2 separate regions of the Homo sapiens genome follow, and region 1 is linked to region 2. The links are chromatin contacts, found by Hi-C or POLR2A ChIA-PET in ENCODE. All regions are on one chromosome and are shown on one strand. The core of a region is the stretch at or near the end of the contact, and the rest is flanking DNA. Distances in the headings are between cores, read along the strand shown.

Evidence for each region. A loop is a pair of places that touch in the nucleus more often than their neighbours do. ChIA-PET counts read pairs that join two places held with the same protein, here RNA polymerase II (POLR2A). Pooled maps may share reads with other maps.
Region 1: a map with no recorded cell type shows a loop between it and region 2 (6-fold over the local background). The contact joins two enhancer-like sites. A Hi-C loop is called at or near these places in 7 of 168 maps with a recorded cell type or tissue (CD4-positive, alpha-beta T cell, CD8-positive, alpha-beta T cell, endothelial cell of umbilical vein and 2 more), 1 of 37 single-sample maps with no recorded cell type and 8 of 50 pooled maps. POLR2A ChIA-PET finds 5 or more read pairs at or near these places in 10 of 52 experiments (CD4-positive, alpha-beta T cell, CD8-positive, alpha-beta T cell, MCF 10A and 6 more).

Annotation. Positions count from the first base shown.
Region 1 is chr2:232,313,989-232,318,335 of GRCh38, reverse strand. All of the region lies in intron 14 of DIS3L2 (DIS3 like 3'-5' exoribonuclease 2), which reads right to left. Among named protein-coding and RNA genes, the nearest start is that of ALPP, 63 kb to the left of the region's middle. RefSeq lists an enhancer at 2,798-2,967. Within about 2 kb of position 2,760, at least 22 of the 41 ENCODE cell types and tissues checked have a DNase peak (open chromatin) inside an H3K27ac peak, as active enhancers do.
Region 2 is chr2:232,274,597-232,279,254 of GRCh38, reverse strand. All of the region lies in intron 13 of DIS3L2 (DIS3 like 3'-5' exoribonuclease 2), which reads right to left. Among named protein-coding and RNA genes, the nearest start is that of ALPP, 100 kb to the left of the region's middle. RefSeq lists silencers at 2,062-2,356, 2,893-2,942, 2,993-3,042 and an enhancer at 1,901-2,416. Within about 2 kb of position 2,707, at least 2 of the 41 ENCODE cell types and tissues checked have a DNase peak (open chromatin) inside an H3K27ac peak, as active enhancers do.

The DNA.
Region 1 (4,347 bases), core at 1,511-4,010, 39 kb before region 2:
TGTGGGCAGACTTCTCAGCGCCCTTCCATGAACTCTGAGGACTTTCCTAGGGGTCGTTTTCTAAGTTTGATGGTGGGAAAGGGCCCATGTGGCACAGAACACAATTCTGAATATAAGGGCTTCCTGAAGATTCTTGCAAGTTACCCTTGTTTGAGCCCAGCTTCCTGGGCACCCCGACCACTACTGGCCTCTGGCCTCTGGCCTCTGTGGAGGCCTGGCCTTGCAGGAGTGGGTTCTCCATTGTGGATCGGCAGCTTCACTTTATAACAGAGCCCAGAGGGCAGCAGCAACTTGCCAGTATTCTTGTATTGCTAAAGTCAGGGGGGAAAGGTAGGGCACTGTCAACCACACACAACCTGGGTAACCTTAGGCAGACTACTTAACCTCTCTAACTTCTTCTACCTACCTCGCAGGGTTATTCTAGTGAGGATTAAATGAGATAAACTTTGTTATCTTATTTAACATTATAAGCTCTGACCTATTGTTAACTATTCCATAAATATTAGTGTTATTATGAAAACCTTCTGCACTGAATTAAGGAGACAATTAATTCAGTGACAATTCAGAGACAATTAGAGGTGTAATTAAAAAATAGAAGAGGCTAGGAGTGGTGGCTCACACCTGTAATCCCAGCACTTTGGGAGGCTGAGGTGAGCAGATCCCTTGAGGCCAGGAATTCGAGACCAGGCTGGCCAACATAGTGAAACCCCATCTCTACTAAAAATACAAAAATTAGCCAGGCGTGGTGGAGGGCACCTGTAATCCCAGCTACCCGGGAGGCTGAGGCACATGAATCGCTTGAACCCGGCAAGCAGAGGTTACAGTGAGCAGAGATCGGGCCACTGTACTCCAGCCTGGGCAACAGAGTGAGACTCTGCCTACCTTCTACCTCCCCACCCCGCCAAAATAGAAGAATGTTAGGAACACAGAACATGAGAGGAAAAAAGAGCAAATACTGCATACTCCCAGGAGACATTTGTCCAGCATCTGCTGAACACCTCTGTGTTCCCAACACTGTGCAGGGGCTGGGATGAAGTGACTGTCCTTGCTCTTGGGCACAGGGAATCAGATCAACACACACTCACTCCCCTACCTCCCAACCCCTGTCCAAATCTTATTAGCATAAAAAGTGGCTTGTTTCCGCAGCACTTACTGCCTGGGCGAGGAAAGCCTTTCACACACATTCTCCACACTCTACCCACAAATGTGTTTCCCTTCCATTGCAAGGACTGTCCATGGGTCATGAAGCCAAGGGTAATAACCTGCCTCCCAGGGCACACAGCGAGGTACTGGTGGTTCTGAGGCTAATGCTGCCTTAAGGATGTGAGAGTTAAGCTCGATGACACTAACAGCTGGGAAATTCACCAGGAAAAAAGCCCAAAGGAATGAAAAGTTCCTTCCTCTTCAGGAACGGTACAATGAAAAATCACAACAATGGTTTCCTAGAAGATTTATGACACAAAAGATAGCGACCAGCTAACTGATCTTTTATCTACACCAAAGACTTAATGACAGGAAACAGATTTAGATTAAACTGGAGGGCTGTTAAACTAAAGAAGAACAATTCAATAATAAGCACAATATCTTGCTTACCTAAAACTTAATCACATTTGATCTTATGTCTTTGAAACATGAAGCAGAACCAGGAAATAGGCAGAAGCAGGGCCTGTGGGCAGCCAGCGCAGAGGTGGGGCCGGGAACCCAAGTGTGCCTCCTGGGAAGTCCTTCCTTCCCACCTCACTCAGAGCCTTTCCTCCCATTGAACAGAATCCTAACAGCTTGCCTCGGCTTCCTCACAGATTCCACGCTCCCCACAAAGCCTCATGCTTGGAGTGGCTGGAGAGGGTGCTACAGGTTCTCCGGACAGCCACGGAGAAGTGACAACTGGCCCTGACTGTAAAGGCAGAGACAAAGACAGGGCAGGGCCCCAGCAAAATCAGTGAAAATACACAGCATTGTGTGGACATCTAGTGTGGAGGCGAATGACACTGTGGAGTACAGGGGACCCCATTAAAGAACAGGACATAATCGTAAGGAACAAGGTTTTGGCGCCTGGAAGAATAAATCCTCTCTGTAGAATGACTCCTTCCTTCTTATTCTAGGTAGCACAAACATTAACAGATTTATAGAACAACAAAGGCTGTGCTGGAAGCTGATGAGCCGCTGCCCAGGAGGCTACTGTGAAGCCGCAGTGGCATGCCAGGGCTCGCGAACACACAGACACACCAATGCCAGGGCACTCAGGGAAGGGAGCTGCTGAGAGCGGGGTCCCCGACCCCAGGTGATGAGCCATGTCCTCTGCCATCTCTGCTACCCATTCATCACAGTCTACTCTCCAGTTTGGCACCTACCCCCTACTGGTAACCCGGGCTTGGAGGGTGGACCCTGGGTCTCACCTAGCTTTGGGGTAGGTGTGGGGTCACATGGGGTTGGCTTGGGGGTAGCCCAAAGTCAGTGGAATGATCTATGTTGTTCATCTCAGCCAGGCCTTGCTGTGTTGGGCTTTCAGAGCAGCTGCGGAAGTTGGCCACTTCCTCTTGCTTAATTCAGTGGGCATGAGCTGGGCGCTTGCTCTGAGTCACTCTACGAAATCTTTTCGCAGCTGTGTTCCGGCCATCAGAGAAGCATCCGCAGAACAGACAGCAAACATGTTCTTCTTCAATACGTGAAGCAGCCACTAGGCGATTTATAGCCATTGATAGCCTGTGCCTGTCATCAAGCACAGCAATTCCTTCAGGCTCTAGAGGCTTCCTGCCCAACCACCAAGAAAAAGCCACAAAGCCTCAGAGAGCTGGGAGTGGCAGTGAAGACAGATCAGAAACACTACCCCACAGATAGCACAGCCAAAAGCTAAGAGAGCCAAGCACATCTGGTTACCTGCCAGGCAGCCACAGAAGATGACAACCATGGGCACCTTTCTTCAGGCTCAAACCCAACATGCAGTCCTATGACCTGTTTCTTTTATGGGCTAACCTCCTTGAGAGTATATCTCAGACCTCTGTGGCCTGAGCCTGGGCTCTGGGCTTTCAGTACCGGAGTGAGGGTTTTTACAGCAGAGACATTTGCTACTTTAAGTACCTGAATATGCCCTGGGTCTGGGCCAGCACACCGGTATGGGGGTGGGGAGGGCTGGAGGCGCTCACCCCACTTGCCAGGAATTGAGTGTCCCTGTTCATCAAACAGGGACCTGGCCTGAATATCACAGTCTCTTCTAGAACTCCTTGAAGTCTTGGGAAGGGGCAAGCCTCCTTGGGTTTAAAGACCGCCTGGCAGTACTATCTGCTTAAAAAGCTTAGCATGAGGGACCAGAGAGCTGGCTTCCCCCTGGGGATGCAAACCTGTGGTTGGAGAAATACCCAGAGAGGCAGAGAGAGAAACGAGTCATTCCAGGACCTTCTGAGAAAGGTATGGATGTGGCAGGTACAGATATACGGAAAACAAAAATGGTCATTCTCACCGACCCTCTGTCACTGGTAAGAACACATCTTCATGTGCTATAAAGTAACTGGGAAAGAAAATCAAAGAGCTCCGAGTCATGCTGGATTGCTGCAGCGCCAGGAGGCTCCCCAGAATGGAGGGAGCTGCAGTCCATCGCAAAAACATGAAGAAAGCAAATGGCAACGTGACAGACAGGAAATCTTATTCAAGAAAGGGAAAGTGTTAGCTGCTTAATGTAACTCTATGTTAAATCGACAATGAAAACATTTACTCTTTAAGGTCTTTAAGAGTTTTGAAATATCTAGTTTTGAGAGTTCCTGGTGTTCTAGAATTTTCTGTCTCATAGGGAAATCTCTTGGGGCATCCATGGGTATTTGGGCTGCAAAAGGTGGAGTGTGAGAATAGTGAGGGGCATTCTCGGGCTAGGGAGCTCCCTTCAGCCCCAGGGCCCTGAGGCCTCCGGGGCCTGCTCGGTTTGGGTCTCGACCCTCTCTGTCCTCTTCATTCCTCCAAGTCTCAGCGAAAGGGATTCTGTGAACCCATGTAGGATGCATAACCCTCAAAATGGGACAGCTGAGACTCTACAGGGCTTAAAAATATAGGATCTACCTTGCAACCTGAGCAGCCCGCCCAGGAGGAAAGCCTTCAATCCTACCTCCCAGCACCAGACAACAGGCGACAGAATGACAGCACAGGCTGGAGAATGCCCTATACTGGGCCCAGTGGGTGCTGGGCCGGTGCTGAGGAGGGCTGCAGCCCTTTAGGGCCACAGGCAGGCCCAGAGGGCTCCTTTCCATGGCAATGGAAATCAGGGAAAGGTGGGATGGGGCAGGTGATAGTGTCATATGGTTTGGCTCTGTGTCCCCACCCAAATCTCATCTTGTAGCTCCCATAATTCCTATGTGTTGT
Region 2 (4,658 bases), core at 1,458-3,957:
ATAAGAAATAGAATTCTCAGCTGGCCATGGTGGCTCACGCCTGTAATCCCAGCACTTTGAGAGGCCGAGGTGGGTAGATCACCTGAGGTCAGGAGTTTGAGACCAGACTGACCAATATGGTGAAACCCCATCTCTATTAAATACAAAAAATAAGCTGGGCGTGGTGGCACATGCCTATAATCCCAACTACTCAGGAGGCTGAGGCAGGAGAATCACTTGAACCCAGGAGGCGGAGGTTGCAGTGAGCCAAGATTGTACCATTGCACTCCAGCCTGGGCAACAAGAGCGAAACTCCATCTCAAAAACAAAAACAAACAAACAAACAAAAAATTGCTGATGAGAATGCAAAGTGGTATAGTCACTTTGGAAAACTGGAAGTTCTTTATGAAGTTAAATATACACTTAACCATATGACCGAGCAATCTTATTCCAAATATTTACCCAAGTAAAATGGAAAAAATGGTCATACAAAAGCCTGTAGGCAAATACAGCATTATTCATATTGCCAAAAACTGGAAACTAGCCAAATATTCTTCAACTGGTAAGTGGATAAACAAACTGTGGTATATCTATACAACAGAATACTACTCTGCAACAAAAGGGAATGACCACTGATACACACAACAACATGGACGACCCTCAAATGCACTTTCATGCTAAGTGAAACAGGCCAGACTTAAAATGCTACCAACGGAATGATTCCATTTGTGTGACATTCTGGAAAGGCAAAACTATAAAGAGGCAAAACAGGTTAATGGTTGCCAGGGGCTGAGGCTAGGGAAGAGGAACTGACTACAGAGGGGCACGTGGGAATTTTCTGGGGTGATGGAATTGTTCTGTATCTTGATTGTGGTGGCAATTACATGACTATACGTGTAGCTTGCAGAACTGTACACTAAAAAGGGTGGATTTTACTGTATGTAAGTATACCTTAGCAGGGAAAAAAGTGCTTTTAGCTAAATGTGGCTGGTAGGTCTAGTGCTTAAGGTATTATAAGATTCTAGTGATACCATATAAAATGGTAAAATGTGCCCTTTCACAGAAATGGCAAAAAGAGGATTGAAGAGTTGATTGAGCCCACAAGCAGGAAAACAAATGCGAGTCAAAGCAATAATGAAACACAATTTCCAATCTATCGTATTAACAAACTCTCAATTTAGTGAGAAGCAGTAACAATGCACTATTGTTTCCTGCTGAGGAAAACCTAAATTAGTCTAACCTTTCTGGAAAATTCAGTCATGTGCTGCATTAAGAAAGTTTTGGCCAACGATGGGCCCCATATCTGCCAGTGGTCCCATAAGATTAGAATACCATATTTTTATTGTGCTTTTCTACGTTTAAGTGTACAAATACATAGCACTTGTTCCAACTGCCTGGAGTATTCAGCACAGTCACATGCTGTACAGGTCTGTAGACTAGGAGCAGCAACTGTGTAAACCACAAAGCCTAGGTGGGTCGTAGGCTATCCCATCTAGGTTAGTCTAAGTACACCCTATGATGTTGCACACTGACAAAATCACTTAACGACATATTTCTCTGAATGTGTCCCTGTCATTAAGCAATGTGTGACTGTAATCTCAAAGTCAAAAGCTCTAAAAATGTACACGTACACGCCTTAGGATATATAGAAAAATGTTATTACTCAGTGATAGGTGAACAATGGCTGCTTTTGGTCAATTTCTAAATTTTTATAAAATAAATATGTATTACTTTTATAATAAAATAATAAAAGGTAGTAAGAAAGAGAAAAGTAGCACAGAAAAAAAAGTTAATTTCCTTCAATCTAGTAATTTTAAGAATGTACTCCTAAGGAAATAATCCAAAATGATTTTTGAATTTTATGCATAAGAGTATTAATTGCAGTGTTATTTATAACAGCAAAAACTGGAAACATTCCAGCTGCACCAACGTTAGCGGGTGTGATGCACTCTGGCCTAGTTATCAAAACAGGATGAAATACTTTGCAGCTCACATTTGCGTGACTTGGGGCGTGATGTTCAGAGCTGCATCCCTTTGCCTTCCTTGCTCCCAAATCTTACCCCATTAAGGAACTCAGCACCACCATGCCTAGGCTGATCCCTCACCACGGAGCTCCCTTCAGGGACCTAGCCAAACCAGACTGTTCTGCTTCCCTGCAGGGGGCAATGAGGCTCACTCTGCCTTGCATTTACATTTCAAATCCTCCCCCACCTCCCAGATCGACTGGAAGTATCATAAAGGAGGCGATGTCTCCATGCCATGGCTGCTGATGGCCACCATCGTTTACTGTAGTCCTTCCAAGTTCACCTCTGTGTTAAAGTAGCTCTTCTGTGAAGACAGAAGTGGGCCCTTTCTCACCATCTGGCCACACAGCTAATCCCTGCTGGGTGCTTGCTATGTGTCAGGCACTGTTCCAAGTGTTTTACGGGTACATCTCATCTAACCTAATATTCCTATAACGTAGGTACTGTTATGCTCTCCATTTCACTGACAAGGAAACTGAGGCACAGAAGAGTTAGAGTCACACAGCTAAGTGAGGGAGTCGGGATCAGAACCCAGGCAGTCTGACCCAGGGTCCATGCTCTTGATCACTACATTCTCTTGTTGCGCAGGAGATGTTCAAATAAACAGTCATTGACTGGAAGCTGGTAGCAACAGGAGAGCTGAGAGTTGGGGCCTGGGGCAGTCTGGAGTGGAAACATGTACCAAAAAGGAACAAGTCTGAGCGAGGCCTCTGGGCAAACAGGACAGAACTCCACAGGGACCAACAAGGTAGTCTTGGCAACCAGGGGTCAGGAATCCCAGCCAGGAAACTAGGCAGCCAGGAGGGTCCAGGAAAGATAGGAGCTCTGCTCCCCTCGAGGTGAGCTCAGCTGTGCTCTGGCATAGCCACCAGGGAGGTGGGTAAGCCTGAGAGCTTGGCTGGCAGGTGGCAGGCAGGAGAATGAAAGGGGAGAGCGCCCTGTTATTTACGGGTCGAAACTGACAGTAGCAAATCAGTTTCAAACTGCCTAATGGCCAAGCCAGCATTCTCAGAGCTCAGTCACAGCTCTCTGTTCAAATGTGCTTCGAAACCAGTAGACTCTGCTATTCATTAGCACATCTTCTTATTTAGGAGGCTACCAGCCTCATGCTGACAAGCAGATAAGAAACCTGTTGGGATTCCCTCCCTGGGTGTTGCCCTCATCTCCATCTACTCTGGCAGATTTCCTTTACCCCAGGAGGTCACGATTCAAGGAGCAATTAAATAATTTCTAATTTGTTTTTAGCATTTCTAGTATAAGAGCAAGTTGCTAGGAGAAAACTTTTAAACAGTTCCCACATTTCTAACTGACTTTGAAAGTGGCCCCTTCAAACCACAGCTGGTGTTACTGTAGAACACGAAAGCAGCCACGTGCACACCTGCTGTCCAGGCTCTTCCTGTGCACCCCTGTCCCATCTGCCTCTACGTCTTCCAGGAGACAGTAAGCCACTCTGAGTGCTGTGACCATGTTCTAACCTTGTCTTTGTCCCGGACACCTAGCAGATTACCTTGTACCTGGTAGATACTAAAAAAACATGTGGGCAATTAAAAAGGTAAATCAAAAGGAATATTTTAAAGTTATAAAATTAAAATAATTTAAAGCTCTTAAATTGTCTTTAGTCTAAAAATATCTGCCATGTCACTTAACAAGGGAATCAAGAAGTATTATAAAGCAAAACAAACCGTGCTACAATACTATCACTCTTTTAAAAATGTGGGAGTTTCTTGAGGAAGAGCAGTACCACATTTTCACCTTGTAGACAATACAATGGGCACAGTGTCCCTGGGCACCCATGGACCTCAGAGGTGACATCAGATCACTGTGAACAGCTCTGAGCTAGCCGAGTGATGCCCCACTAAAGGACTGCATACCTCTTCTGTGCCCAGCACCATGCTAGATTTACAAATCTGAAGGAAGCAACAGTAAGACATCTGCCTTCTTAACAGTTATAGTCAAGAATGCAGGCAGGGAGGAAAATAAAAAGGAGTAAAGAAAGAAAACCGCAAAACAAAACGAATGAAAGCTGATGGTGTTCCGCACCAGGCACCTAGGGGAGAGATGGGGAATGGGGCCAGAGATATTGGAGGAAGAGGAAGTCTATTTGGAGCAGGCTTCTAGAGGGAGTGAGGTGTGTAGGGTTGCGGGGATCAAATGGAGGCCCAGACTCTACAGAGGCAAGGCAGGAGGGAGGAGGAAGGATAGGGGTTAGTGGGAAGCAGGGAACACCCACACCAGGCTACCTGACAGAGGCCCCCAAAGGCTGGGGCACTTAGATTTGATGTAGAAATCCAGTCGTTCTCACAGGCTGGTTTGAGATCAAACAAAATGAGAAAAAGATAGGACAATTAAATAGGTTTCCACCAAGTTCAACCAAGTCAACGTAAAAGACTGCTCCATATTGTGAAATTATGTCGTCTTTGTTTTCATGCTAAAATGTTTTCATTTATAAAATAATGAAGATAGTAGATGGTAACTGGCTTTTTAAAGAAAATGTCCTTGCTTGGTAAAGTAAAAAGGCAACAATCTTATTATATCTTGTCTTCAAAACAGTTTTGGAAATCTTACTGATCCATGATATTTACTTAATAAGACTGCAGGCTCTTGAGTGGCAAGGGGAAAGCAGCATTTGGGGAAACTCAGTCTGGCAGCAGCCTT